Linked DNA regions of Homo sapiens: region 2 is linked to region 1. Evidence: read pairs that join two places in POLR2A ChIA-PET (ENCODE). Cell type or tissue: GM12878. All regions are shown on one strand.

Region 1 (8,000 bases):
AAGACAGGTACAGGAATGTTTATATTTGCAGTATTTTTATCAGCCAGAAATGCCCAAATTTATAATAGGATATAATTATATATATATAATTATAACAAATTATAGCATATTTATAAAATAAAATGTCATACAACTGTACTGTCCAGTACAGTAGCTGCTGGTCACATGTAAATTTAAATGTAAATTAATAAAATTAAATGAAAGTAAAAATTGAGTTCCTCAGTTACACTAGGCACATTTCACAACTCAATAGTCACATGCAGCTAGTGGCGACTGTATTGGACAGAAGAGATAGAAAGCATTTTTATCACCACAGAAAGTTCTGTGAGGCACTGCTATTACATAGCAATGAGAATAAAGGAATTACAAGTTAACAACGTGGGTGAATTCCACAAACACAATGTTGAGTAAAATAAACCAGAGACAAAGGAATATATATTTTGTATGCCTTCATTCATACCAAGATCAAATACTAACAAAACTAATCTACGTTACCAGAAGTCAGGATAGTGGTCATCCTTCGGAACTTGGGAGTATTGACTGGAAGGGAGCATGAAGAATCTTCTGAGGTTATGGTTATATTGACCCAGATCAAAAAATCCAGATATACATGTATTGACAATGGAAAAACACACACGACTCAATACTGATGTTGTGTGCACTCTTCTGTATTTTTTTGAAATTTTTATTATCGAAAAAGAAAAAAATATCAGTCTCAGTCCACTGCTGAAGTCTTCCTTTGTTTCAGAACCCTCCTCTGATGAAAATGAACTTAGATGTACATCCTAGAAAGGCAATATGGCATGCCTTGGGATTACGAATTAACTTTAGCCAAGAAAACAAGGAATTTTAAATATCTCATATTCATCTGCTATTTTTACATGGCCGTCATGGGTATAAAATGAATAAAGAACTGCAAAGATAAAGGGAGGAGAAGAAAATGTGGCTAGGAAGTATCTGCAAGATATTAAAAGAGAAAAGAAATTATAGAAAGGGATTTTGAAAGTTGATATAGTTACCAGAGACTCCATGGTGATTCAACTCCCAAGAGTCCTGGAGAGAAGGGAGAAAGCAGTAAACCAATCTTAGAAAAAGAGGTGGCTGACTCATCAAATTGGCCATGAAAAGTCCATAGATTCCTTTAGACTATTAAAAAGCCAAGAGGCACAGTGGCTCATGCCTGTAATCCCAGCACTTTGGGAGGCCGAGGCGGGCGGACCACCTGAGGTTGGGAGTTTGAGATTTAGCCTGACCAACATGGAGAAACCTTGTCTCTATTAAAAAATACAAAAAATTAGACAGGCATGGTGGCGCATGCCTGTAATCCCAGCTACTTGGGAGGCTGAGGCAGGAGAATCGCTTGAACCCAGGAGGCGGAGGTTGCGGTGAGCCGAGATTGTGCCATTGCACTCCAGCCTGGACAACAAGAGCAAAACTCCGTCTCAAAACAAAAAAAAAAGATGAGAAAACTCTCAAAGATTTATAGAAGCAGGAGTAGAAAGTTTCCCTATGAAAAAGCATAGGCTGTTTTGGTACCCTGTGGCCAAGAATCCAATTAAAATCACTGTCACCCACAAAAACCTTCATCTGATATTTTACTTTTGAACACCAAAAAAAAAAAAAAAAAAAATCAACATAGATGTAATCATTACAATCACGTATGGGATTTAGATACAAAGAAAAAAATCTCTATTGGGCTGGAGACCATTATCAAAGCAAATCTGTTGTTTATTGTCTTTTTAAAAATTTTTCATAGGTGCTGTAGAATGGATAAAGTTCAAGAAAGGCAAAAGCTTCAAAATATAAGAAAATAATTTTAATAACAGCATCATCTCTTTTTTAGAGTTTCAGAATGAGAAAATCAACATGAAGAAAAACAGTGTTGAGAAGAATTTTAGAGGTTGTCTAGTACATTCCTAGCTTTATTTTAGCAAAAGTGCTTTAAAGAAATTCACATGTTAAAAATACATTCTATTTTGAACACAGCCAGATAAGGAGATTTCTGTACCTCTTTTAGTATCCCATTTCAATGACTGTCACTCTGAAGTGACTCTGAGGTTTTCCTTAAATACCTCCTAAATCTGGTCACATTGTTTGTTTTATTCTTTGTTTTATTCTTTATTTCTGTACCTCTTTTAGTATCCCATTTCAATGACTGTCACTCTGAAGTGACTCTGAGGTTTTCCTTAAATACCTCCTAAATCTGGTCACATTGTTTTTTTGTTTTATTCTTTAAAAAGATGGAAGGTTAGTAGTATTCATTCTCTACATAATGACAATTCCTCTTATAACTTCAAAACTTTCAAAAACCATTTATGAGACATTTTCACATACATTATCTATTTAACCCTTGAAATAATCCCATTACTATTTGTCACAGATGGAGAAATTCAAGGCTTAGAGAGTTAAAACAATTGAAGCTGGCGGGGGTGGGGGTGGTGTGGAAATGGGATAATCCCAAGCTTATTATATTCAATCCTTAGAGTCAAATTCAGCTAGCTACTTCGTATATAACTAAGTCACTAACCCCTTTACTTCTTTCCACTCCAGAATAAGAAATTTTATTTTAACAAAGACTTAGCAAACAGTAAAATCAGAGGGCTTGCTTCTATGGAGAATCCATGTGTCACTTTATTTTTCACGCTGTGTATTTTTGCAGTGAAGATGTGTAATTTGTAACACCATCATTCCCCTTCTTCCACCAACTGTACCCAGATTTCCCTCAGGGGCTGTCAATCATATTGTTGAGCCTTCCCCTGTCTAAAGACTTAGCACAGAATCCAGGCTGCTCCAAATCGGCACTTTTTCCCAGAAATCTGAATCTTAGGTGGGTGACAGAAGATTGGAAATGGCCAGAGTTCATCCATTTCACAGATGAGTTCTCTGAGCCTGCCCTAGTTTCTAAGAGGCCATCCTTCAGCTTCTACTCCCTTCTCCCAGTGAGTCCATTTTCAGATAAATTCATTTTCTGCTTAAGTTAGCCAGTGTTGGTTTCTGTTGCTTGCAAGCAGAGAACCTTGACTGATAGAGCTCTTCAGAGGGGTAGATAAGAATATGTATTTATTAATTCTGCCTCTATTATGTATTTATTATCTAGGTGGGAAATACTAAAATGAAATCAGCCTTTTGGCATTTTGTAAACTAAGAAAATTCACTCATGTTGCACAAAGTAGTAATGTTTTATTCCTTGATCAAGGGCAACAATAAGTTGGCAAGTTTTCCAGAATCCTGGCTACATTTTTCAGGAAAATGAAAAATGGCTTCTGGGACCTTGGATTATTCAGGAAGTACAGAAAATTCAGAAAGTGTCAAATGTGTTTAACGAGGTACTTTCCTGTGACAAGTTCTTTCTCAGAATTGCTTAGAGAGGACAAAAGGCACTGTAGCAATACATCCTCTCATAACCCCTCCATGCTAGGCGAAAGGGAAACACAGGTGTCAGGCCTCAAAACGCCTGGCTAGTTTGTCAGAGACAGCTGCAGCCAAGGTGCTAAATAAGCCCTGGTTATCAGGACTTTCAAGTCTAAAAGGAAAAACTGGTTTACAAAAAAAAAAAGGTGCAACTGTCCACTCAACATTGGCCCAAGGTGAGGCGGAGTTCTCTTAGACAACTGTCTTAAAATTCACTACATGAAGAAGCATTGTATCAGATTCTTTTCTCTTCCCAGGACTGGCAAAGAGAGCAATGGCCTATCAATACTTTGAAATTGCCACAATACCACCCTTATTTCACAGTTCATAGAGATTATAAGCCAACTATCAAAGGATACTATGATCCGCTATCTGGAGTAATTCACTCAATAAACAAAAGCTTCTACAACATGTCTGGCATGTTACGGAGGAGATAAAGAATTATAAAGGAAGAAGCTTGCTTACTGTAAGATAATTTTCAATCTGAGAAAATAAGGCAAACAAATATGAAATAACTAGTAACAGGCAACGCAGGAAGAACCCCAACTGCCAAGTTCAGACAGTAAAAAATCAAGGATTCCAAACCCTGAGATCCACTCCCTCAGCTGTAACTCAAAGACAGTTCCTTGGCCACATAAACACAGGCACTTTATATCCTTTCCTTTTTAATTAAGAGCTGATTTCAACACCAAAGCAAAGATCCATCAGAAAAGCACATCGGTATAAAGAGGGCGGAAGGAGGGTGGGGGGGAAGAAGGTAAGAAAAAATAACTACTGGGTACTAGGCTTAGTACCTGAGTGACAAAATAATCTGTACACCAAACCCCCATGACACGAGTTTACCTATAAACAAACCTGCACATGTGCCCCTGAACCTAAAGTAAAAGTTTTAAAATAATAAACTTAAAAAAAAAAGGAAGCCATAAAATAACAGGGATAAAAATTCTTTCTTTTGTAAACTAAGAAATGACACAGTTATCTCACAGTCAAATGCCCTTGCACCTAGTAGAGCCTTAAATATGGCTTTTGATTTGACCGAGTGACAAATACTTAATCCCTTTTTATCACTAGTTATCAATATTTGTGTTCAGGGAAAATGCAAAATAATATTTAGGAATAAACAAACCCTAGTTCACAGACTATTCAGAAGTCCTAAGACGTATGTCTTCTCTCACCTGGGCTGAGTCCAAGCAGCTCACCTATAAACAGTGCTTGTTTGGCAAAAAGTACAAGAACAGGACAACAGATACACACTCGGGGAAGAATTCATCTTTCTTTTGGTAAAATGTGCAATTACAAGCTCCTTACTAATTATGCAATCTGTTGACAAAGGGCATGCAATGTCACACCATTTGGTCCAGAGACTGTGAACTGGACTCCCCCTGACCACAGCACCCTCCGGCCAGCTAACCAGGCAGGACTCTCGGTTCAAGCAATAACAAGTAAGCAGGAGCAACAGAAACCTCAGTTACTCTGGGGTGGCATTCCAAAAGCCAGAATCAATTTCACAGCAAACAAAACTGAACACTTTCCCAGTTCAGAAGAGCTCATATAATGTACAGGCCATGTTTTGCTTTATAAAATACAGGAGCTCAAAAGCAAGTACAAAGTTATGCTGGACAATATTAGAAAGTATCTTTATTTATGCTACTATAGATTATGGCCAATGTGATGGTGGGTGCAGAGAAGCTTTACTAAAAACCAAATGGTTATGTTTTTAAGCCAAATTTCCAAAATAGTTATTTATTTTATATCTTTAGTGTCACAATAATATAAATCAGAATGTGATACCTCCATGTAACTGTTAATCAAATATACACCAAATTCTTTAGACTATTTATAAATTATAAAGTATATACCTTTGTAACCATAGAAAACTCTAACCAAAACATAAAATATTATTATTAAAATAATAAACACAAGAAAATAAAATCCAAATTTAGCCTGCATGTGAAATCTTTCATGAAACATCCTAAACCATTTTCTAGTCCTCCTCTATAAGAATTCCACTCAAGCTAAATTGGCAGATTTCTACATCCCATGCAAATTCCTTCTTCTGATCATTTATTATAGCCATTCCTTCTCCCCAATGTGCCCCTCCCTCAGATCTGCCCTTCTCCCTTTCTGGATTGTAAATTTCTGCCCAGCCCTGATTAAACTTTTCTGTATCCCTGACAGTATATAGCATTTATTCCCTTATGCATACAGATTTCAAGAGTTATTTGTTGATTTGAATAATCATTTCGACAAGTTTAGGGCAGACGAGGAGACTCTCAATTGTTAAGCTCACAAATAATTTTTTTTGTTTGAGATGGAGTCTTGCTCTGTTGCCCAGGCTGCAGCGTAGCGGCATGATCTCAGCTCACTGCAACCTCCACCTCCAGGGTTCAAGCGATTCTCCTGCCTCAGCCTCCCAAGTAGCTGGGATTACAGGCATGTGCCACCACGCCTGGCTAATTTTTGTATTTTTAGTAGAGACAGGATTTCACCATGCTAGCCAGGCTGGTCTCAAACTCCTGACCTCAGGCTACCAGCCCGCCTTAGCCTCCGTAAGTGCTAGGATTACAGGTATGAGTCACCATACCTGGCCACAAATAATTTACCTATTCAAAAAGATGTATTTTTTGAGCACTTACTATGTACAAGATATAATGCCAGGGACAATGAAGAATGAATGCAAAGATGGAACTGATGAAGACTGACTTTCAAGGAGCTCAGAATCTAGTGAGGAAAATAAGATCAACATCCAAGTCACCATAATCAATACAAGCTAGGCAATTACAAACACTTCGCTATGGATATGCTAAAGAACAGTAGGATTACTTAGCACTATGAGGGGCTGGGAAGCTATCAGAGAACTCTCGGAAGAAGAGGCAGCTGAGCTGAACAGGAAGGAGTAGACATGATGTCCTTAACAAGCATAAACAAAGGCAACAAGTGGGCAGAGTTCAGAAAGTTAATGGATGAAGCAAGGTGAAAATGACGCTTTAGAACATGTATATGATATAGAGAAAAAGAAACAAACGTGAAAGTCATTTGTAATATGAATGAAAGGTGGTTAAACATGGGAAACTGGGAGGTCATCACACTAAAGTCATGATATGTAGGAGGATTTATGAGGATAATTATGGTATCTGAGGAAAACTCATATATTGTAACGTTTTATGATGTCAATTTATAACTGAATAGTATTCAACACAGTAATGTCTACTTAATTAGAATTGACATGAGGCCGGGAGAGGTGGCTCATGCCTGTAATCCCAACACTTTGGGAGGCCGAAGCAGGCGGATCATGAAATCAAGAGATCAAGATCACCTGGTCAACATGGTGAAACCCCGTCTCTACTAAAAATATAAAAATTAGCTGGGCATGGTGGTGCACGCCTGTAGTCCCAGCTACTTGGGATGCTGAGGCAGGAGAATCGCTTGAACCTGAGAGGCGCAGATTGCAGTGAGCTGAGATCGCGCCACTGCACTCCAGCCTGATGACAGAGCAAGACTCTGTCTCAAAAAAAAAAAAGAATTGACATGAAAAGTTCAAATAACTTGTTAAATATTCTTCAATGTGTTACATGAATAAGGCATAAATTCCACCCCATCTTTAACATCTACATGACTGTATAATAAATGATCTTCATATGGGCAAGGTCCTGTCTTAAAACAGGGCAAGGTCCTGAAGGATTCTTCTGGAACATCTAAGAAATAAGATTTTGGGGGATAAAATTCAGGGAGATTATATTTTAGTGTGTAAACTGGCAGTGTGGTGTGTATATATAAAAAACAAATAGCACACACATGGTAAGTCAGGCAGAATTCATCAGATCATCATATTATTAACTGACCGTAAACTGGAAAACTCGCTGGTATTAAAAAAATAAACAACAAACAAACTCAACACAATTACAACTACAAGGAAACAAGCATGCTAACGATTTCAGAAACCACTGAGATTTCTTGGGGCAGGGAGAACCCTGATCCTTTCAAATTCAGACTACTTAGATATATCCATGCAGCTTACTCTGGCTCAATTACCATGTTCCTGGGCTCACAAACTTGCACAGTTCTTTTTCACCCTTGAAAATAAAAGCAGGAGGAATTATTTGTGGAGGGTCTTTTTGTTATTTGTGGAAAGATTCCTGTTGCCACCGGAAAACCAGGTATGAAAGTATCAATTAGGTAAGAAACCAGTGTTAATTTCAAGGAACCATCTAAGAAAAACAAATGCCTGATTTTAAGATGATTTGGTATTTTATTATAGAAGCCTTGGGATGGTAACAGAGGCAAAGGTATACAGAATTGCCTTATTTTAGCAGTGGGTTCACTTTGTGAGTTAAATCTATGAGTCCCACTGGACATTGCAACTTCTTGCTATTGCTTACTGATCTTGGAAAATGGAAATATCCTTCACAGTAGATTTATCAAAAGTACTGAGAGAATGAAAATTTCTTATTGAAGGCTCTAAAATAATTATAGGTATAAATGCAGTGTTTTATCAACAAAAGGCAAGGCTCACTTATAGGATCAGCATATCTAAAATCCCTGAGGAGCAAAGACTGCATCCATGGGGGATGTATTGATTAACGGGAAGG
Region 2 (8,000 bases), 100 kb after region 1:
CAGAACAATATTAATAACGATGCTGAGTTCAAGATATAATAGCATTAACTTACATAAAAGGTAATGCGGTAATGACAAAATTTTAATTCTCATCGACGTTTTTTAGGTACCTCATAAAAGAGTACAGTCCTACACCACATTAACAATGTTTCAGTCAACAACAGACCACGTAAATAACTGTGGTCCCACAAGATTATAATGGAGCTGAAAAATTCCTATCGCCTACTGACATCGTAGTTATCATAATGCAACACATTAGTCACATGTTTGTGGTAATACTTGTGTAACAAACCTACCAAGCTGCCAGTTGTACAAAAGTGTACAGTCATGTCCTAGACCCTCACATTCACTCACCACTCACTGACACCCAGAGCAATTTCCAGCCTGCAAGCTCCATTTATGGTAAGTGCGCTCTATGTGTATCATATTTTATCTTTTATTACTGAACCTTTTCTATGTTAAGATATGTTTGGATACACAAATACTTACCACTGTGCTACAAAAGCCCGCAGCGTTCAGTACAATAACATGCTTTACAGGTTTGCAGCCTGGGAACAATAGGCTTTACCACATAGCCTATATGTGTGTTGTAGGCTATACAATCTAGATTTGTGTAAGTACACTCTACAAGGCTCACACAATAACAACATCATCTGGCCACAAATTTCTCAGAAGGTATCCCCATTGTTAAGCAACACATAACTGTACTTACATAGAGCAAAATTTCTGGAATAGGAGAAATTGCCACAAACACCAGAGTCATGGAAGACTTCTGCAAAATTCTCAGTACTTGGCAGATTCACACACAATATAAGGAAGCAGATTAGCAGCAAATATCAGTCATAAAATTAAATAATACACATATATTTATGGTTTTAAGACAAACACACATATGCATTTTATGTACCCATAAAACAAAAATTGACTATATATATTAGACTACAATAAATTCCAAAAAGTAGAAACAGTACAGACCACATTCTATCAAAATGACCTCAGAATAAATAACTAAGGTTGAAAAAAAACTACAACCACTTGAAAAATTTAAACTATATTAAACAATCTTGGTTCAAAAACAAAAATAAAAATTGTAATTTTAGAATATCTGTAAAAGGATAAGAATGCTACATAGGGACATGTAATAAAATGCAAAGCCTTAAACACTACTAATTCAAATTGAGAAAATATTTTTTAAAATAATCTAAGAATTCTGATTCAAGAAAAAGTAAAAAATAAACTTAGAAAAATTCCAAGAAAAAAGTAATAAAGATAAGAAAAATTAACAAGAATGTCAAGACAACTCAATGAGAAAAGAATACGTTTTTTTCAACAAATGGTGCTGGGACAACTGGATATTCACACGCAAAGGATTATGTTGAAACCCCACATCACACCACATACAAAAATCAACTCAAAGTGTAAGACCTAAAACTACAAAACTCTTAGTAGAAAAGAGACGTAAATTTTTGTGACCTTGGATTTTTCCAATGGTTTCTTCCATATGAGACCAAAAAGCAGAAGCAATTCTTATAGATAAACTGGACTTCATCACCATTTAAAACTGTTGCGCTTCAGAACAATTCTGCATATAGCCAAACCTATCATTTAATCTTATCAGTTCTGTTCTTTTCCCCCTTGGAGACATTTGTCCTAGGGCACTCCATCTTTCCATAAAGAAAACCATCAAAGTTTTAGAAATATATAAATTAGGCCAGGCACAGTGGCCCACACCTGTAATCCCAGCACTTTGGGAGGCCAAGGTGGGCGGATCACGAGGCCAGGAGATCGAGACCATCCTGGCTAACACAGTGAAGCCCTGTCTCTACTAAAAATACAAAAAATTAGCCAGGCGTCCCAGCTACTGTAGTCCCAGCTACTCGGGAGGGCTGAGGCAGGAGAACTGATTGAACCCGGGAGGCGGAGGTTGCAGTGAGCCAAGATCACGCCACTGCACTCCGGCCTGGGCGACAGAGCAAGACTCTGTCTCAAAAAAAAAAAAAGAAATACAGAAATAAAGTGAAAGCTAAAAGTGATAGAAAATCTAATTCAAATGATAAGTTCAGGCATCTGTTAATTATTTTTGTAGGCATGTTTTGTAATTTTGTTAGTATATTTTGTAAGCAGTTTAGAAAATAAAAACTGTAAAATGAATACTGATTCAATAAAATGCAAATAAACACAACAAAGACATGTCTTTTTTTTAACCCATTAAATAGACATAATCCAAGGACAGCTAAAACTGTTATGTGTTGTGTTACGTTACGTTATGTTATGTTATGTTATGTTATGGACCAAAACGGCTGATAATCAAACTCTAAAAAATGTGCATGAAAAGAATCATACAGCGTGCAAAAATACCCAACAATGTTCACTGTAGCACTGATTATAACATTTTCTTAATAGAATCAAAGTAAATATTCATTAAAAGGTATCAGGTATAAATGGTACTGTGCTGATATTTAACAATTAGTTCTTCCAGAGATGGGAGTAAGACCTAATCTGTATCTGCCAATTTCTGTGGTGTAAACCCTAGCAACATGTCTGATTTCAAGCTACCAAAGTTCGGTCACTAAATGTAAAGTTGAGACAAAAAAATGATCAAAACTGGCTTTCGTGAGCAGGTACAAACTAGCTGCATCACAGCACTGTATGATTCAAAATGCACGGAGGAAACACTAAACAGCCATAAATATGTTCCAAAAGATTTATATTAACATGGCAAGACATCCTACATATTACTGAATGAAAAAAATCCAATTACACATAGAACAGCTTATGCTGTGTCATCTGTGACACTGAAACTTGTATGTACATTTCACCTTCATTTTGAAAGAAAAAGAACCATACATCAGAGATGTATAACACACTACATTCAATCTAGTTTTGTCCATAACAATGGCAGTAAATCTAGCTTTCATGGAATATCTAAAGCAGATCATGATTTTTATTTTAAAACAGAATAGCAAAAGATCAACAGTTTTGGCTTGATAGTAATTAAAAACTTCTGTATCAAATAATACAAAACAAAAGGAAAACAACAGACTGGGGTTAAGTTTTTGGCAATAAAAATGACAAAAGGCTAATTTCATTTGTAGGTTTGGAGTTCAAAAATAGGCAAAGGAAATGAAGAAACAATTCACAAAAGAAGCAATTCAACTAGAAACAAACATGGGGAAATGATCATTCTCACTAATGATCAATGCAAAGTTTAGAATTATGTACCATTTTTGCCTCCTAACTTACTGATATTCTAATAATATTGTTCATGATGCTGGAAACTGTATACAATCGTTTCAGAATATGTTTTGGGTGTGTATAACCAAGGTTGTAAAATTTTTCATATCCTCAGACCTAGAAATAACATTTCCATGAATCTATTCTAACAAAATTATGTGTGTGCATGTTTTAAAAAGCTATCTCCACCAAGAACTTCATCACAGCATTATTTTTAAAATGAAATCATTGGGAGAAACCTAAATGTACAAAAAAAAAAGAGTAAACAAGTAAACAATATACATCCTCTCAAAAGAATCTTATACAGTCTTTTCAAATGTTAATATGAAGTCTACATAGCCACATAAAAAATGCTTACAACCTAATGTTAAGTTGTACAGTATGATCACATCTATGTAAAAAACATAAAAATAAAACAGACTATAAAGGAATGTGCAAAAAGAGCATGGTTCTTAGTTTAGACTGGTATATTTTTGATAAATTTATGAATATTTTAAAAAGTTTTATTAAATTTTGTGCAAAAAACTTGCATTATTTGTAAAATTTCAAAATCACTGAAAAACAGGCTATAAAAAATAATGTAATTAAATAACAGAATGTGGGTTGTCATTCTTTCAAAGACTAGCATGAAAACAACATAATGTATTTCTTAAGAATGTCAGAACATTAAGTGGAAGAAAATAAACATTTCTTCTCGACTCAAACTTGGACTGTCTATTAAGCACAATAGCTTTTCTCCTTACCAAACTTTTTTTTTTACTATTTTACAAACAACCAAACCACCAAATGACAGTATCTCAAGTGCTCTTATTTCATTCCAAAAAGAGAATAAAAGACAAGGTAAATTCAGGCCACAGCATACTGCTTAAGGATACATTATAGTATAAAACATAAAGAATATTTTTAATAGAAATCATTGTGTCAACCCACAAGTAAGGACTAGGCATGCACAACACATTAATTCTGAGATGGATACACTGTAATTTGAGTAGCAATTCATAGGTAGACTCCAGGGGTTTAGAAACATCCTCCCACCCGCTGCAGAAGAATCTGTTCTCATAACAAGCATGGCCTAGAGTAGAAAGCCCTACAAAAAATACGTTTCTCAAAGGACAGAGCTAGTGATTTTCATGAAAATATACTTTGAATCAGGATTTCCCTAAAGAAATATTGATGAAGTCCTGTAATTTCCTCCATTAAAATGCCACTCTTTACCAAGATGTATTGGATAAGGAAACACAAACTGTTTCTCTGAAAATGATAAAGCAATATACAGGTATTTTCTCCCATATAAGATGAGAAAATGCATGGGACTCATTACTACAAGAAGTGGTATGTGCCCAAAATTTGTAATCGTTTCTAACGTGATCTGGATAACATCTTAGATGGTAACCCATGGCAAAACAGGAGAAGGTAGAATGTTCAGAGGACACCCATTCGTTAGCTCTGAAAGACAGCAAGAACCTTCCACCTCCAGACTCCATGTCAGAGCCAAACTTGACTCCAATAGGAGATAGTGCTTGCCAATTCATTAATTCTTGGACCATTAGAATGTAATTGATAAATAAAAATATAAAGGTTCATTTCAAGTACCTTTTGTTTCTGCACTACTGAGTTTTTCTCTCAAATTATTAAAAATTATTCAAATTAACCAAAACATATGCAGCTTCATTTTGAATGTCGGTCATAATTAGAGACTTTAGGAACCTTTAGGCCAGGTGCGGTGGCTCAAGCCTATAATCCCAACACTTTGGGAGGCCAAGATGGGTGGATCACCTGAGGTCAGGAGTTTGAGAGGAGCCTGACCAACATGGTGAAACCCCGTCTCTACTGAAAACACAAAAAATTAGCCAGGCATGGTGGCAGGCGCCTGTAATCCCAGCTACTTGGGAGGCTGAGGAAGGAGAATCACTTGAACCTGGGAGGCAGAGGGTGCAGTGAGCTGAGATTGCGCCACTGCACTCCAGCCTGGGTGACAGAGTGAGACTCCATCTCAAAAAAAAAAAAAAAAAAAGAAAGAAAAGAGACTTTAGGAACCTTTAAAAATCCTAGGGAAAAAGTCTGCTCTTAGGCTTGGATGTAATGGCCCAGAACATGAAAAAGACACAAGAGAATACATCCAATTGATAGGTGCCTTTTCTCAGCTAAAAGGTGTTATTTCTACATTACATGCCTCCACTTTGCATGAATCTACCTGGCAAGAATATCTCATGCTATTGCTTATTTATTTATTGCCGTGGGAAACTGAGAGCCATTTTACTATAGGAGATGCAAGCCAAGCAAAAGCAGATTTCCTGAGCAAGGATGTCTCAAGAGACATCTCATAACACATCACAGGATTAGCAGAGTTCTCAAAACAGTAATAGATGCATTTCTATCACCTGAAACAGCTGACAGAAAAAAAAACATGGAGGAAACATGTTGCAAATTTTCTTTATACTCTGTCAAGGGTTTTTCTCGGGACACAGCTTCATGAGAGTTCTATGCTCACCTATTTAACCACCTCTGGGAACAAAAGGACAGGAATGAGTACATGCAACACAAACTACTCCCATTCCACCAAGGCGTCTACACTTACTTGCTCATCTCCCAACCCACCATCTGGGTGAGGAAGGGCACAGTGGATGTGACAATGAGGATGAAAACACGTGGTAGGATGGTGGAGGCGGCCAGAAGAGGCAGCATTGGTCTGGCTCTTCCTGATTGAGAACATCAATCCAAGGCATCAGGCACCTCTCCTTTGCTCTTCTCTCCTTCTCTCCAGAGCCCAGCAAAGACACAATGGCGCTACCCCTATTGGCAACAACACCCTCTGCCCTTCCAAGCCCCACGGGACTCCCTATTACTCTACTTTACCCTATGTCTGTTCTTTTCCCTGGCACTCATTCAACTGCAAATGTGAGGTCAAGGTAAGGAAGCCCAACGCTGATAAGTTGATGAGGAGAAGGCCCTGGGCCAGGAGTAAAGTGGGCCTAGGAATGCCAACTGCCTGCCTGGCACCTCCAGTGGAATTAAGCTTTTCTTACATTTCTCCAGAACTAGCATGAGAGTCCAGCTGCTCTTTCTTTGGCCACAGAGTCTTTGTCCAGAATGCAAACGAGGAACACAGGAAGCTGCTTTTTTTTTTTTTTTTTTTTTTGAGACAAGGTCTCACTCTGTTACCTAAGCTGGAGTGCAGTGGCACGATCACAACTCACTGCAGCCCTGACCACCCAGGCTCCTAAGTAACTGGGACCACAGGCATGGGCACCCACGCCCAGCTAATTTTTGTATTTTTGGTAGAGACCAGGTCTCACCATGTTGCCCAGGCTGGTCTCGAACTCTTGGGCTCAAGCAATCTGCCTGCCTTGGCTTCCCAAAGTGCTGGGATTACACGCGTGAACCACCACACCTGGCAAAGCTGATTTCTTAAGGTTTCTCTGATCATGGTCATACCAACTGAGAATGGCTCAGAGGCCACAGCATTAGATATATTTTAAGGCAAAAAATTATAAAAATCTTTTACTTCTTTGTATGCATGCTATAGATGTTTCTACCATTATCTGTTTTTCTGCTTTTAATGAAAGCCCCAAGAAAATAAAGGCACAGTGATGGAAAAAGAAATGAACACACAAAATCCATCCAATGTTTAATTCTAAATCTTTCCTGGAAAGCCCTAGAAAAGAGACCTGCTAGCTCCAAATATAAAGCAGCCCCCTAGATGTGCCCTGCTGGGCATTCCCAGTGCTCAGGCTCATTGGCCAGCCAGCTGTCACTGAAAATGGCAGAGATGGGCTTGGGCAACAAGATTATTTGCAGGCAAAGGGAAAGCAATGTTGTGTTTGGCTTCAGTCACACATACACTAAAGAGAAGCAACGCTTAAAGCCCAATGAAGAAAAAACAAACAAAAAGAAGTAGTAAGTCAAAGGAAGCTGCTTGAGGATACGGAAGAAAAGACCCAGTCCTGAGCCGAGCAGCGCTGGAACACTGCGTCTCTCGGGCTCCACCTCTGTGCCTCCCAGGATATCGCCCTTCCTGCAGGAAGCAAGAGACCCATGCTGATATGACAGGAGGTTTCTGATACCATTTCTTGTGAAGACATTGCAAACTATCAGCAGCATGCCAGGCGGCACCAGGGGAGCTCTGGACAGACTTGCTAAGGCTTCATTCACAGGCCCCCCTCAAAGTGCTCCCCACTGCAGGGCACTCAGAGTTATTACAGAGGTCAAAGAGAAGAGCCAGGCCAACCCGAAGGAGCCCACCAGACCTGGCAATGCCTCCTAGTAGAGCCCATCACTGCTGGAGACAGCAGCAAGCTTAGACCCTTCATCCAGGGGTGAGTTTGGGCAGAAAGTGGCCGAGACGCCAAAGCTGCAAAGGGGAAGGAGAAAAAAATTCAAAGTTCAAATGGTCCTTAGAGATCATCTGCTGCAATCTCCTCATTCTACAGGTTTTTATAGAAAAAGCAAATGATCAAAATACCCTGAGGTTAGTTATGTGGGAAAAAAAGATTCAGTAAGCAGGGCAGGAATACTTCACCCCACTTTCAGTCACAGATTTTAGAAAAGATATATGTAACGAATCCAAAATGCACAGCCATAAAAGGTGCTTATTTAGCCAAAAATAAAAAATAAAAAACTTTCACAAAATTAGTCTGCCATTGTTTTTAAATTATTACATGTCTTACCAATGCTCAAAAATATATCACAAGAGTTACAGAGACAAGAGAGTTAAACCTGGCAATCTTTTAAAGGCAAACTGAACAAAAATTAAAGTCATCTTGTAT

Evidence for each region. ChIA-PET counts read pairs that join two places held together with the same protein. Peaks named below come from ENCODE experiments on the same cell type or tissue, not always from the same donor. Only the 100,000 strongest peaks of a DNase experiment are listed, where the experiment ranks them.
Region 2: POLR2A ChIA-PET joins it to region 1 with 6 read pairs; 3 of 35 experiments call an interaction of 5 or more read pairs at or near these places.

Annotation. Positions count from the first base shown.
Region 1 is chr9:77,913,219-77,921,218 of GRCh38, forward strand. The region is part of intron 2 of GNAQ (G protein subunit alpha q); the gene reads right to left. LOC107987081 (a long non-coding RNA gene) reads right to left here and starts at 5,776. Exons shown (of 2, transcript XR_001746758.3): 1 at 2,131-5,776; 2 at 1-2,008. In GM12878, no CTCF peak of the experiment used is centred here; a DNase peak (open chromatin) is centred at 3,353.
Region 2 is chr9:78,014,695-78,022,694 of GRCh38, forward strand. The region is part of intron 1 of GNAQ (G protein subunit alpha q); the gene reads right to left. Among named protein-coding and RNA genes, the nearest start is that of GNAQ, 13 kb to the right of the region's middle. In GM12878, no CTCF peak of the experiment used is centred here; no DNase peak of the experiment used is centred here.